Linked DNA regions of Homo sapiens: region 2 is linked to region 1. The links are chromatin contacts, found by Hi-C or POLR2A ChIA-PET in ENCODE. All regions are on one chromosome and are shown on one strand. Each heading gives the region's core, a stretch centred on a gene start or an enhancer-like site at or near the end of the contact. The rest is flanking DNA. Distances are from core to core; before and after follow the strand shown. Region 1 holds the start of PNMA1 (PNMA family member 1). Region 2 holds the start of ACOT4 (acyl-CoA thioesterase 4).

Region 1 (7,489 bases), core at 4,990-7,489:
ATAGACGCTCCTTTTTATTAGGCCCCAGTCCCATTCGACACCAGACCAACTTAGACTGTGCCCCAAAAAAACTTGTCATCCCTACTATCTTTTGTCTAGTCATACTCCTATTCACCATTCTCAACTACTCATACATGCCCTGCTCTTGTTTACACTGCTGGTTTATACTGTTTCTCCAAGCCATCACAGCTGATATCTCCTGGTGCTATCCCCAAACTGCCACTCTAAACTCTTGAAGTAAATAAATAATCTTTGCCGGCAGGACTATGCTGAATCTCCTTAGGCACTCTCTAATCAGATGTCCTAGGTCCTCCCAATTCTTAGACCTTTTATACCTGTTTTTCTCCTTCTCTTATTCCATTTAGTTTCTCAATTCATCCAAAACCATATGCAGTCCATCACCAATCATTCTATACGACAAATGTTTCTTCTAACATCCCCACAATATCACCCCTTACCACAAGACCTCCCTTCAGCTTAATCTCTCCCACTCTAGGTTCCCACGCCGCCCCTAATCCCGCTTGAAGCAGCCCTGAGAAACATCGCCCATTCTCTCTCCATTCCACCCCCCAAAAATTTTCGCCGCCCCAACACTTCAACACTATTTTGTTTTATTTTTCTTATTATAAGAAGGCAGGAATGTCAGGCCTCTGAGCCCAAGCCAAGCCATCGCATCCCCTGTGACTTGCACGTATACATCCAGATGGCCTGAAGTAACTGAAGATCCACAAAAGAAATAAAAATAGCCTTAACTGATGACATTCCATCATTGTGATTTGTTCCTGCCCCACCCTAACTGATCAATGTACTTTGTAATCTCCCCCACCCTTAAGAAGGTTATTTGTAATTCTCCCCACCCTTGAGAATGTACTTTGTGAGATCCACCCCTGCCCGCAAAACATTGCTCTTAACTTCAGCGCCTATCCCAAAATCTATAAGAACTAATGATAATCCACCACCCTTTGCTGACTCTCTTTTCGGACTCAGCCCGCCTGCACCCAGGTGAAATAAACAGCCACGTTACTCACACAAAGCCTGTTTGGTGCTCTCTTCACACGGACGTGCATGAAAATAACTTCCCTCCTAAGAATGCAGCCAACTCTGCATCTATGAAAAGAAGGTCTATCCCCCCATGTTTAAACTGTAGAAGGATGTCCATAACATATTGGGCCAAAAAAAAAAAAACCCCAAGCATACACCAAAAAAACAAAACAAACAACCCCCCCGCCCCCCCCGAATAATCCTTATATACCTAGTTTGTTTTTTTGGTGCATCTGTGTGCGTGGTTTTTTGTTTTGTTTTGTTTTTTTCGAGACAGGGTCTTGTTCCGTCACCCCAGGTTGGAGTGCGGTGGCATGTTCATAGATCACTGCAACCTTGAACTCCTGGGCTCAAGCAATCCTCCTGCATCAGCCTCCTAAATAGCCTGGCTAATTTTTAAATTTACTTATTTTTGTGGAGACAAGGTCTTGGTATTTTGCTCAGGCTGGTCTTGAACTCCTGTCCTTAAGTGATCCTCCCACCTCAGCATCCCAAAGTGCTGGGATTACAGGTGTGAGCCACTACAACGGGCCCATTTTTAAAAATGTAGTATGTGGGCCAGTTGTGGTGGCTTACGCCTGTAATCCCAGCATTTTTGGAGTACTTTCAAACCACGAGGTCAGGAGTTTGAGACCAGCCCGGCCAACATGGTGAAACCTTGTCTCTACTAAAAATACAAAAATTAGCCGGGCGTAGTGGCACACACCTGTAATCCCAGCTACTTGGGAGGCTGAGGCAGGAGGATCACTTGAGCCCAACAGACAGAGGTTGCAGTGAGCTGAGATTACGCTACTGCACTCCAGCCTGGGCAACACAGCGAGACTCCGTCTCAAAAAAAAAAATGCAGTATGTGTGTATATGTGTGGAGTGGGAGTGTGTATACATATGTGGTGGCTGGTTGGTGTTTGGTGGTGGGAGTGTGTGTGGGTGTGAGGAGAAATGGGAATATATGTTGGGGGTGGGAGACTGACATCGTGTACATGTGGAGCAGGAGGAGGGTGTATGTTATGATGGGAGTACTGACGGGGAGATGACAGTGTGTCAAGAGTGTAAGAGGGGTGAGTGTGCACCTGATGCTGGTGGGAATGGAGGGGAAAGTTCTGTGAATGATGGGTAGCAGGTGAAGACATGCCAAGTGTTTGTGGTAAGTGAAGCTGAGCATATCTGTTGGGAACCAAGGCAAGTATGTGGAGATGTTTTTGTGACAGGAGGAAAGGGATGTACTGACATGAAGCGAATACGTGTACCGAAAAATCTGGAAGAACATACATTACCCCTTATAGACTTGTCGAATGGCTCAGCTATAATTTTAAAACCTTATTAGGGAAAGGCTCACTGAACACAATATTCATGTAATAACTTTAGATTCACTGAGGATCTCAAAAGATGGACATCTTCAATCACTGAATCTTTGCAGCAAAATAAACATGTTTTAAAGTTGTATTTCCCTTTTTATATCGTCCTGCTATAAAATGGTTGCTGTAAAATAGCCTTCATTTTACACAGGTGTGATGAATTATAGCTATTTCTTCAGTGAAACAAAATGTTTAGCTGAAAAGTGATCTTAAGAGAAAAACACTGCCAGATAACCTCCTGAACCCCATTTCAAGATTTTCTAAAAAAAAATTTTTTGAGAAACAGGGTCTCACTCTATCACCAGGCTGGAGTGCGGTGGGACGATCATGGCTTACTGCAGCCTCAACCTGCTGAGCTCAAGCGATGTCCCACCTTAGCCGCTGGGTGGCCACCTTAGTGCTGGGACCACAGGCGTGTGCCACCATGCCTGGCTAATTTTTAAAAGTTTGGGTGGAGATTGGGTCTATGTTGCCCAAGCTGGTCTCAAAATCTTGGCTTCAGGCAATCCTCCCTAAGTGCTGGGATTACAAGTGTGAGCCAAATCTGGTATCTAAATTTTTTTTTTTTTTTTTTTGAGATGGAGTCTCACTCTGTTGCCCAGGCTGCAGTGCAATGGCGCAATCTCGGCTCACTGCAACTTCCGCCTCCCAAAGCGATTCTCCTGACTCAGCTTCCCAAGTAGCGGGAATTACAGGCACGCACCACCACACCCGGCTAATTTTTGTATTTTTAGTAGAGACGGCGAGGTGGCTCACGCCTGTAATCCCAGCACTTTGGGAGGCCGAGGTGGGTGGATCACTTGAGGTGAGGAGTTCCAGACCAGCCTGACCAACATGGTGAAACCCGTCTCTACTAAAAAAATACAAAATTAGCTAGGCGTGGTGGCGCATGTCTGTAATCCCAGCTACTCAGGAGGCTGAAGCAGGAGAATCACTTGAACCCGGGAGGCAGAGGTTGCAGTGAGCCGAGATCGCTCCATTGCACTCCAGGCTGGGCAACAGAGCAAGACCCTCTCTGCCCGATAAAAATAAAAAATTTTAAAAATTAAAAAACAAAACAAAAAACTGTTAAGATGACAGCAAGAGGGGAAGGAAAAAAAGGACCTGCCATTTAAATTCACATAGTATCATACAAAGCTTAAAATAAATGGTTTGATTTAATGACAAAGTCTTCATAAGAAAAAAGGACAGTTTACTTAGGCTAAAAATGTTTATACATGCCAGAAAAATGAGAAGACAACAGAATTTTTAAAATATTTTAATTTGTATATATAACTTCAAATTTAGAACACTCAGTATGAACAAGAACTATTCTCTGACAAAGATGTGAAATGGGGGAGTGAATTACTGTACAGGTGCATATCAACCTCTCCATGCAATTTACATCTGTATCTTATGCAATGAGAAACTGGTTTACACAGCTCCGTAACTGCAGTATTTTTTAACACCCCATTTTGCAGTCTCAGAATACTTTTCAATTAAACTGGTCGACATGTTTAAAGATGAGAAATAAGATGTTTGCATTGTAAAGTTGAGTAATAGCTAATAAATGCACACTTCCTTCCATTAATATAAATCTGGAACAATTTATGGTAAACAAAAATCTATCCGCGTTATCAGTAATCTAACAGTGCATACTTTTACTGAACACTTCCTGTGAGCCAGGCCTCGTAGTAAACATCTGAACATGCAATTTCACATTCAGTGTGGAATAAGAAGTGTCATAGGTTCGCGTGTTTTTCACAACTGATTATGATGTCCATGATGACAGCGTGCACTAAGCGCTGTGTCCAACCAACCCTTTACCTGGCATTTTAGCCAGCAAGACCCGCTTGCATTGCAGTCGTTCACGGTGCTCGCTGGCACAATTTTAGAATGTTACATGAATACTCAGGCCTGACTAACCTTCCCCTCCAAAAAACAACAAAACAGAACAAGGCTAAGCCTTTACTACTCAGAGACACATCTGTAAGACCCCACAGGGACAAGAAAAGTAGCTGTGATCTAGGTCTGCACTAAAGCTGCCTTTCCTGGCACTCAGAAGTGCCCTTCCAGGCCTAACTGCAGAAGGGTGGCCTCAGCCTCCTCCTCCTCCTCCTTGGCTTCCTCCTCACGGATCTGCACCAGCAACTGAAAGAGGTTTGGGGCTGGCCCTTCCCCAGCCCCGGTAAGCCACAGCTGCCTTCGGATGGCCCCGCTGTGGTTGGCCCCGGCAATGACCTGCTCTAGGCGGGCCTGGTTCACATTATCTTTATCAATGGCCCCCTTCTCTACCACCTTCTGTAGCAGAGGCTCCAGACGAATGACATAAGCAGACAATTTTTCTCCCGGGTTCTGATAAGTGTTCAGAAATTTGATCTGGGCATCCCTAGAGCTCTCAACGCTCCCAAACACCTGCTCAAGCGCCTTCAGGCATTCGGCAGTGGTTATCGCGGGGTTGTTGGACTTAAGGATGCGAATAACATCAGCGGCGGGGCCTCTAAGACTCTCCATCAACCGCCGCCTCTTTTCTACATCGGACACCTGCCACTCCTCTAGGACCTCATTAGTGTGCTCCAGCCAGGGATCAAAGGTTTCCTCTCCAGGCCCTGGGATGTCCCTCCCCGAGAAAAGTGTCAGCCTCTTGTACCATATGGACTCAACAAGAGGCTGAATAACATTATCCAAAATATAGTTTAGCATCTCTGCTGGCATCTCTGGGCCCGGGGTCGGAGTAGGGTTCTGAAACCCAAGGACACGGGCAACATCTTGCACGGTCCACCCCTCTCTAGCTAGGAAGAGGTGCAATCTTTCTAAAAATTCAGCATCAGAAGTTGGGGGCTTAAATAACACTTTCCAGACCCCTCCTTTGCCCGGCATCTCCCTGGGGATCGCGGCGTAATCTACAGCGCCAGTGAGCTCTAATAAGGCTGCTTTCGCATTTTCTTCCCTCCAGAACATTCTCCCAAGCATTCGGTAGGAGACCTGGGGCATCGCAGCCTGGAGGGTCTCTTCGATTTCAGCCTCATCACAGTTCACTGGGATGCCCCAGACTAACAGAGCTCTCTGGGAGTTCACATCCATCCCCCGGCACCAGTCTTCCAACAGTGTCATCGCCATTTTCTCAACTATCAAGACGCCAAATTCTACCAACAGACTGTGGCTCACCGTGCTCCTGGCCTTAGAACAATACCAGACACTCCCACCAAGTAGGCCCGAGGGAGGCGACCTTCATGCAGTCACGATTAACAAAGACAGAGTCCTGATCTCGCCCTTCTCTGCCCCCACAGTCAGTCCGTAGGTGCACTCGGAGCCGAGCTCGGGGACGCTGAGGCAGTCACGCGGCCGTCGCCATCTTGCGTCTGGGTCTGGGTCCGGTCGGGTCCGCCGCCTGCAGCAGGGGCGTCGCGTCGTCGTGCAGCGGGCGAGGAGCGACGGCGGGCGGCGAAGGCAGGCGCGCTGGGCCGAGAGCCGCCGGGGTGTGGTCGCGGGGCGTGGCCGCCGGGCGCTCGCTGCGGCTCCTGGAGAGGATCGGGCGTTCGCGGTCGCAGCCTGGTCTTCCCGCGGGCGAGGAGCGGCCGTTTGGGAGACTAGCCAGAGGGAGAAACTGTGCCGAAGTCGCGGCGGCTGCGGGCCAGCGGAAAGCGGCTTCTTGGCGGGCGCGGGGACTCCTCTGGGCGGGCGGCGAGGACGGCCGAGGACCAGAAACGAAGGCAGCAGAGGAGCAGGAAAGTCGGAGAAGCGAGGCTGGAGACAGCAGAGGCGAGGGTGGGAAGGGGCGGCCGCGGCGGCCCGCAGCGGTTCAGGCGCTGCGCGGCTGCTCTGGCGTCCAGTCCTACCCGCAACCCGCCGCGACGTTACTGCTGCAGTGGAGGATGGGGCCAGCCGGCGAGCGGCGTCCGCCCCGCCCCGCCCCGTCCCGCCCCCGCGGCGGAGCTGCTCGGGCGTCTCCATGGCAACGGTGTCCCAGCCGGCGCGAGGCACGCCTGCTCCGGCGGCTCGCGGGGGTCGAGCGGTTGCCGTGGAGCCAGCGAGGGGCTCGGGCATTTGTTTCTCTGATGGCGCATTTCCTTTTTCATAATTTAGCATTTTAACAGTAAACAACTACTACTAAGCACCGTGTTTTAAAAATAATAACCCAATCCTGGAGTGGATTTAAGATGATATTGTTGGAAATGCATCCCTCATGGTGGACTTGTCTACTCGGGTTGCTCAGCCAGTCCACCCTGCACGTGAAAATACTCTCCTCAGAACCCTGGCTTCCCGTTGCCCCTGACCACACTGTGCACCCTGCATATTTCATCCCAATGAAGCCAAAATGTCGGAGTGCGCCATTTCTGTGTATTTGTGTGAGACACTGAGTTTAGACTTTTTCTTGTCTAAAATTTTGTAAAAATCTGTCTGTGTCTACTGAGTCATCTTTTAGCCAGGCAAACATTAGTGTATTATTTTCCTTTTCCTGGCTGGCATCATTGACAATAGGCTGCTAAAAGAGAATCCTTATGGTTCAAAAATGTCGAGTAATCTCCCTGCAAGCAAGACAAGGCGCACTTACATCAACCCCAGATGGTGAAAATCCCAAGAGAACAAAGCATTCAACTCTGAATTTTTAAAACCTTATTTAATAAAAGGTTTAAAGATACAGAAGAACATTCAAAAGTAAATAAGTTACATAGGTACATTACAATCACATCAGCAAGATTCTTTAGTGTATTAATTTTTTTCTTATAAAAAGCACACAAAAAATAAAATCTTCAGTCTCTATCACAACTGTACAGCAAAAGAGGTAATATTTATATATGTACACTATTTTAATATGTAACAGTCTTTTTAAAAAAGGATGCCACAGGCAGCAAACACACAAAAGGCAGTGTCTGATCATTTTTGTTTCAAAATAAAAGGAATATACTTATTTATATGCTATTAAAATATCTGTACAATAATTACAGACTGTCAAGGCTGTTCCTGTGCTCTGTCCCCTCCAACAAAGCCTTCAACTTAGAGACAAATGAGGAAAAAGTGAAACAGCTGCAAATTGTTAGAAGCAAATATTAACATAGCAAAATGTGGGGAGGACACAATTGTTTTATAAAAATATCCCTACTTCCTGTAAA
Region 2 (7,489 bases), core at 2,615-5,114, 120 kb before region 1:
TTTTTTTTTTTAGACGGAGTTTCGTTCCTGTTGCCCAGGCTAGAGTGCAATGGCACAATCTCGGCTCACTGCAACCTCTGCCTCCTGGGTTCAAGCGATTCTCCTGCCTCAGCCTCTCCAGTATCTGGGATTACAGGGCCGTACCACCACGCCAGCTAATTTTTGTATCTTAGTACAGACAGGGTTTCACCATCTTGGCCAGGCTATTCTCAAACTCCTGACCTCAAGTGATCCGCCCGCTTCAGCCTCCCAAGGTGCTGGGATTACAGGCATGAGCCACCGAGCCCGGCCTATCTCTCTAAATTTTAAAAGCGTCCTTTCCTGCCCTAGATTTCAAAAAGCCATCAGTACCGTCATGTGAAGTTCCTCCGTTACACTCATTGTCAGGTACCTGCTCAGCATGTATTACACTTCTTTTAGGAGAATTCCTGATTTCACTGCCTCTCCCCCTGCAGCTATGGGTTCTAGGGAATGCTAACTCCACCCTGATCCCAGGGGCAATGGTGGCAATCTCCATTTGGTTTAAGCCAACTTCAACATTCGATGACAGGAGAAAATATGTGACTTGGACCTTTCTTAGAAATCTGAATCTTCTCCCTCCTACTCAACATAAGCAAAAAAGGATGAGGCCCCAATTACACTGACAGCCACCTTATGATGTTATTAATGGCAGAGAAGACAGAAAGAAGAGGTTCCTGGTGTCATCATTTAGCCATTGGATCAATCAAATGTTAAGCCAGACCCACTCTTGATTTTCCATCCAATACATTTACTTTTCTTTTTTGTGTTTAATTTAATTAAAAAGTTAAAAAAAAATTAAGGAACAGGGACATGAACCCTGGACCCTCAGATTAAAAGTCTGATGCTCTATCAACTGAGCTATCTGGGTTGTTTACTTTTTTTTTTACGTTTTATATTTTAAAGCAGTTTCAGGTTCATAGCAAAATTGAGCAGAAGGTAGTGATTACCCATATACTCCCTGTGCCCCCCAAAACTTGCATAGTTCCCTTATCTCCACTATCAACATCCCCCACCAGAATGGTACATTTGTTACAATTGATTAACCTTCACTGACATACCATTATCACCCCAAATCTCTAGTTTGCTTTAGGGTTCGTTTGTTCTACATCTACAGTTTTGGACAAATGTATAATGACATGTATCCACCATTACAGTATCATACAGAACAGCTTCACTGCCCTAAAAATTGTTCCAACTATTCATCCCTCCCTCCCCACAATCCCTGGCAACTACTGATCTTTTTACTATCTCCAATACTTTTGCTTTCTCTCTTCCTTCCCTTTTTTCTTTTCTTTTTCCCTTTCCTTTTTTTGAAAGTTTCGCTCTGTCACCGATGCTGTAGTGCAGTGGTATGATCTCAGCTTACTGCAACCTCTGCCTGCCAGGTTCAAGCAATTCTCCTGCCTCAGCCTCCCAGGTAGCTGAGACTACAGGTGCACATCACCATGCCCCACTAATTTTTGTATTGTTAGTGGAGGCGGGTTTCACCATGTTGGACAGGCTCGTCTAGATCTCCCAACCTCAAGCGATCCGCCCAACTCGGCCTCCCACAGCACTGAGATTACAAGTGTGTGCCCCTGTGCCTAGCCTACCTTATATTTCATCAAAAAGCTTTTTTTAAGTAAACTGACATGTATGGCCAGGCACGGCAGGTAGCTCCCACCTATAATCCTGGTGTTTCCAGACTGGTCTTGGTCTCACTGACTTCAACAACGAAGCCACAGACCCTCGCGGAGATGTTACAGTTCTTAAAGGCAGCGTGTCTGGAGATTGTACCTTCTGATGTTCCCATGTGCTCAGAGTTTGTTCCTTCTGGTGGGTTCGTGGTCTTGCTGGCTCAGAAGTGAAGCTGCAAACCTTTGCGGTGAGTGTTACAGCTCTTAAGGCGGCATGTCTGGAGTTGTTCGTTCCTCCTGGTGAGTTCGTGGTCTGGTAGGCTTCAGAAGTGAAGCTGCGGACCTTCGCAATGAGTGTTACAGCTCACAACAGCAGTGCGGGCCCAAAAACTGAGCTACCTTTATTACAAAACTAAATAGAACAAACCTTCCCGCAACGTAGAAAAGAACCCCAACAAGTTGCCACTGCTAGCTCTGGCAGCCTGCTTTTATTCCCTTATCTGGCCCCACCCACATCCTGCTGATTGGCCCATTTTACAGAGAGCCGATTGGTCCGTTTTGACAGGGTGCTGATTGGTTCGTTTACAATCCCTGAGCTAGACACAAAAGTTCTCCACCTCCCCACTAGATTAGCTAGATACAGAGTGCCGATTGGTGTATTCACAAACCCTGAGCTAGACACAGGGTGCTGATTGGTGTGTTTACAATCCCTTAGCTAGACATAAAGATTCTCCAAGTCCCCACCAGACTCAGGAGTCCAGCTGGCTTCACCCAGTGGATGCCGCACGGGGTTCGCAGGTGGAGCTGCCTGCCAGTCCCGCGCCGTGCGCCCGCACTTCTCAGCCCTTGGGCGGTCGATGGGACTGGGCGTTAGTGGAGCAGGGAGCGGAGCTCGTTGAGGAGGCTCGGACCGCGCAGAAGCTCACGGCGGGGGCGGGGGCTCAGGCATGGCGGGCTGCAGGTCCCGAGCCCTGCGCCGCGGGGAGGCAGCTAAGGCCCGCTGAGAAATCGAGCACAGCAGCTGCTGCCCCAGGTGCTAAGCCCCTCACTGCCCGGGGCTTGCGGGCCGGCCGGCCGCTCCAAGTGCGGGGCCGCCGAGCCCACGCCCACCCGGGACTCGCGCTGGCCCGCAAGCCCCGCGGGCAGCCCCGGTTCCCGCCCGCGCCTCTCCCTCCACACCTCCCAGTAAGCTGAGGGAGCCGACTCCGGCCTTGGCCAGCCCAGAAAGGGGCTCCCACAGTGCAGCGGCGGGCTGAAGGGCTCCTCAAGCGCGGCCAGAGTGGGCGCCAAGGCCGAGGAGGCGCCGACAGCGAGCGAGGGCAGCCAGCATGCTGTCACGTATCACTAGCACTTTGGGACTACAGAGGCAGGAGGATAGTTTGTGCTCAGGAGTTCGAGACCAGCCTGGGAAACAGGGTGACACCTCCTCTCTAAAAATAAACATTTAAAAATTAACGTGGCATGGTGGTGCGCTGTCTGTAGTCACAGCTACTCCGAAGGCTGAGACAGGAGGATCACTTGAGCCTGGGAGGTGGAGGCTGCAGTGACCTGTGATCGAGCCACCGCCTTGCAGCCTGGATGACAGAGAGAGACCCTGTCTCAAATACAACAAAAAAGCAGGCCGGGCGCAGCGGCTCACGCCTGTAATCCCTAGCACTTTGGGAGGCCAAGGCGGGAAGATCACTTGAAGTCAGGAGTTCAAGACCAGCCTGGCCAACATGGTGTAACTCCCTCTTTACTAAAAATACAAAAATTAGCGGCATGGTGGCGCGCGCCTGTAATCCCAGGTACTCGGGAGGCTGAGGCAGGAGAATCGCTTGAACCCAGGAGGCGGAGATTGCAGTGAGCCGAAGCGCCACTGCACTCCAGCCTGGGCGACAGAGGAGACTCTGTTTCAAAAAAAAAAAAAGTTAAAAACAAAACCTTCCATGGAGCCCATGAAAGGCTGGAATTTGGCTTGATCTCATTGGCTTTTGGTTTCACCACAAATTGATCATCCAACAACTTTCATTCCAACAACCGAGGGTGGTGTGAGGCAGAGAGGCTTTCTACGGGGTGGGTTGGGCGCCACACCTTGCGCGCCCCGGGGCCCAAGGAGACGACCCTGAAGAGGAGCCTGGCTACTTTTGCCTCAGACGAGTCCGGAGCGCCGGGTTAACCGGTCTGAAGTCCCAGGGGCTTTCTGGGACTGCTCAGCCACCGGCAGCTTCCGGCACCAGGGGACGCCGGACGCCGTCCGGACATTCGGCGCGCTTGCCACGATCTTGGACGGGTCTCGGGCCTCGACCTTTGAATTCCCCGCTCCGGCTCCAAGATGTCAGCAACGCTGATCCTGGAGCCCCCAGGCCGCTGCTGCTGGAACGAGCCGGTGCGCATTGCCGTGCGCGGCCTGGCCCCGGAGCAGCGGGTTACGCTGCGCGCGTCCCTGCGCGACGAGAAGGGCGCGCTCTTCCGGGCCCACGCGCGCTACTGCGCCGACGCCCGCGGCGAGCTGGACCTGGAGCGCGCACCCGCGCTGGGCGGCAGCTTCGCGGGACTCGAGCCCATGGGGCTGCTCTGGGCCCTGGAACCCGAGAAGCCTTTTTGGCGCTTCCTGAAGCGGGACGTACAGATTCCTTTTGTCGTGGAGTTGGAGGTGCTGGACGGCCACGACCCCGAGCCTGGACGGCTGCTGTGCCAGGCGCAGCACGAGCGCCACTTCCTCCCGCCAGGGGTGCGGCGCCAGTCGGTGCGAGCGGGCCGGGTGCGCGCCACGCTCTTCCTGCCGCCAGGTGAGCCAGGCTGCTGGCGGGTGGTGTGAGCGTCAGTGGCCTGAGTCTCCGTTTGTTTCCAGTGCTGATTTAGCACTGGTTTGGTTTTGGAGCAAGATCAGAGAAGCTAACATTGACTATGTCAGTGGCCACTCTACCAAAATAGAGGGTTTGGTACCGGGCGTGGTGACTAACGCCTGTAATCCCAGCACTTTGGGAGGCCGAGATGGGCGGATCACTTGAGATCAGGAGTTTGAGACCAGACTGGCCAGCATGGTGAAACGCTGACTCTACCGAAAATACAAAAATTAGTCCAGCCTGGTGGCACACGCCTGTAGTCCCAGCCACTCGGGAGGCTGAGGCACGAGAATCGCTTGAACCTGGGAGATGGAGGTTGCAGTGAGCCGAGATCGCACCACTGCACTCCAGCCTGGGTGACAGAGCGAGACTCCGTCTCAAAAAAAGAAAAAAGAAAAAAAAGGATTTTTTGTTAGGCTGTGTACTACGGTTTTTACTTGCATTCTATCAGTTAGTCTCTATAATATCCCAATGAAGTTGGTATTGTTATTCTGCAGATGAAAAAACAGGTTCAGGTCGTCAGGTACATTATCCACTTTGCTATTAATCACTACCCTACAGATTTCTACAGGCATCAGCCTGACTTGTCTAAGGCAGAATGATGACAGTGAATGAAGCTATTACCATGTCGTCTTCTCTAGTGTTCTAGGCACACTGTCTCTTCTCCACTTCTTCATGTGCTGCTTTATCACAGGTCACACTTCAGACTCCACTGCCTTTCTCACCTAAAACCATCTCTGGGTATTTCTTTTTCTTTCCTCCCTTTCTACATAGACATCTGAAATATCAGTACACTAAAAACCAGAGGGCTGATGCAACAGAACATAAAGTTTTGTTTCAATCTTTTTTCTTTTCTTTCTTTCTTTTTTTTTTTTTTTTTTTTGAGACAGTGTCTGTCTCTGTTGCCCACGCTGGAGTGCAGTGGTGTGGTCACACCTCACTGCAGCCTTGACCTCTGGGGCTCAAGTGATCCTCCCTCCATTGCCTCCCAAGTAGCTAGGACTACAGGCATACACCACCACACTGACTAATTAAAAAAAAAAAAAGATTGTAGAGATGGGGTCTCACTACATTGTCCAGGCTGGTCTTGAACTCCTGGCCTCAAGCAATCCTCCTGCCTTGGCCTCCTAAAGTGCTGAGATTACAAGCATGAACCACAGTGTCCAGCCAGGAAAGCAAATTCTTTAAATTGTATAATGGCTTACATTTATAATATTTTGTTCTCTAGGACCTGGACCCTTCCCAGGGATCATTGACATCTTTGGTATTGGAGGGGGCCTCTTGGAATATCGAGCCAGCCTCCTTGCTGGCCATGGCTTTGCCACGTTGGCTCTAGCTTATTATAACTTTGAAGATCTCCCCAATAACATGGACAACATATCCCTGGAGTACTTCGAAGAAGCCGTATGCTACATGCTTCAACATCCCCAGGTTCTCCTCATGTCCTTTATTTAATCAGTCTCTCTAGAAATATTTCCATAGAGAGTGTAACCTTTACCACGTGCAGAAATGCTGCTCTGTTCCTCTTTCACAAAGATGTCTTCTGGAGACTTCCTTGGCTTAAGGTGCTATTTCCACTTTTTCTGTCAGATGAATTTGTGATATAGAATTAATTGTAAAATCCACATGAGATTTTATTTAGTAATATTAAATATTATCTGTATATTGCAAATTGAATTTCTAATCTACTGTCTTTGCATGCTTGTTTTTAAATTTTAATTTCCTGGTGTCAGAGTATGTTCTCAGATTTTGGTCAGAACTTGTCCACCCCTTTCAGAAGCCAAGAACAAACTTACTTACTCTGAAGTCTTGCTTTGTAATCATTTGCCAATACATATGGCAAATGATCTGATGAATGATTCACATCTTGAAACAACCTGGTTCCACACTATTGGATGCATTGCCACATGAAGACTTCAGTCAGACCTACCTGAATGTGGCCCTGAACTTGATGGGATCTGTGGCTCAGCGGCTCAGCGGCTCAGCATTCTCTAGTGGATAATTCTCTGAAATGCTTATAACCAGTTTCCAAGTTTTTCAGTGATTTTAAGATGTGTTTGCCATGTGTTCAGCCAGATATTCTGCACATGGGAAGAAACTCCCCTGTCAGCTGAGGTTGATTTTCTTGTGGATGATTCCCAGATTAAAGCTAGCAGCATCTCTGTTTGCATTTTAGAAAAATGTTTTTGCATTGGATAAGTTATTTATTTATTTATTTATTTATTTATTTATTTATTTATCTTTTGAGACGGAGTCTCGCTTTGTCACCCAAGCTGGAGCGCAGTGGCGCAATCTCGGCTCACTGCAACCTCCGCCTCCTGGGCTCAAGCAATTCTCCTGCCTCAGCCTCCCAGGTAACTGGGATTAGAGGCGTGCGCCACCACACTCGGCTAATTTTTTTTTGTATTTTTAATAGAGACAGGGTTCTGCCATGTTGGCCAGGCTGGTCTCAAACTCCTGACCTCAAGTGATCCGCCCGCCTCCGCCTCGCAGAGTGTTGGGATTACAGGCATGAGCCACCGCACCCAATCTGGATAAGTTATTGACTCAACTCTCCTCTCTTCTTTTCTTCCAGGTAAAAGGCCCAGGCATTGGGCTTTTGGGCATTTCTCTAGGAGCTGATATTTGTCTCTCAATGGCCTCATTCTTGAAGAATGTCTCAGCCACAGTTTCCATCAATGGATCTGGGATCAGTGGGAACACAGCCATCAACTATAAGCACAGTAGCATTCCACCATTGGGCTATGACCTGAGGAGAATCAAGGTAGCTTTCTCAGGCCTCGTGGACATTGTGGATATAAGGAATGCTCTCGTAGGAGGGTACAAGAACCCCAGCATGATTCCAATAGAGAAGGCCCAGGGGCCCATCCTGCTCATTGTTGGTCAGGATGACCATAACTGGAGAAGTGAGTTGTATGCCCAAACAGTCTCTGAACGGTTACAGGCCCATGGAAAGGAAAAACCCCAGATCATCTGTTACCCTGGGACTGGGCATTACATCGAGCCTCCTTACTTCCCCCTGTG

The links. Hi-C counts contacts between places; a loop is a spot of excess contacts on that map. ChIA-PET counts read pairs that join two places held with the same protein, here RNA polymerase II (POLR2A). Pooled maps may share reads with other maps.
Region 2: a map of naive thymus-derived CD4-positive, alpha-beta T cell shows a loop between it and region 1 (5-fold over the local background). The contact joins the promoter of ACOT4 here to the promoter of PNMA1 in region 1. A Hi-C loop is called at or near these places in 1 of 168 maps with a recorded cell type or tissue (naive thymus-derived CD4-positive, alpha-beta T cell), 7 of 37 single-sample maps with no recorded cell type and 8 of 50 pooled maps. POLR2A ChIA-PET finds 5 or more read pairs at or near these places in 5 of 52 experiments (B cell, CD4-positive, alpha-beta T cell, CD4-positive, alpha-beta memory T cell and 2 more).

Annotation. Positions count from the first base shown.
Region 1 is chr14:73,708,145-73,715,633 of GRCh38, forward strand. PNMA1 (PNMA family member 1) reads right to left here and starts at 6,240. Exons shown (of 1, transcript NM_006029.5): 1 at 3,639-6,240. The coding sequence starts at 5,495. The coding sequence ends at 4,434. It overlaps MIDEAS (mitotic deacetylase associated SANT domain protein), which reads right to left. Exons shown (of 13, transcript NM_001367710.1): 13 at 6,978-7,489. RefSeq lists enhancers at 5,636-5,695, 6,636-6,705 and silencers at 5,786-5,955, 6,136-6,415.
Region 2 is chr14:73,588,009-73,595,497 of GRCh38, forward strand. ACOT4 (acyl-CoA thioesterase 4) reads left to right here and starts at 3,865. Exons shown (of 3, transcript NM_152331.4): 1 at 3,865-4,408; 2 at 5,694-5,896; 3 at 7,041-7,489. The coding sequence starts at 3,952. It also overlaps a transcript of HEATR4 not described here and the pseudogene TRK-TTT14-1. RefSeq lists an enhancer at 4,099-4,598 and a silencer at 4,410-4,479.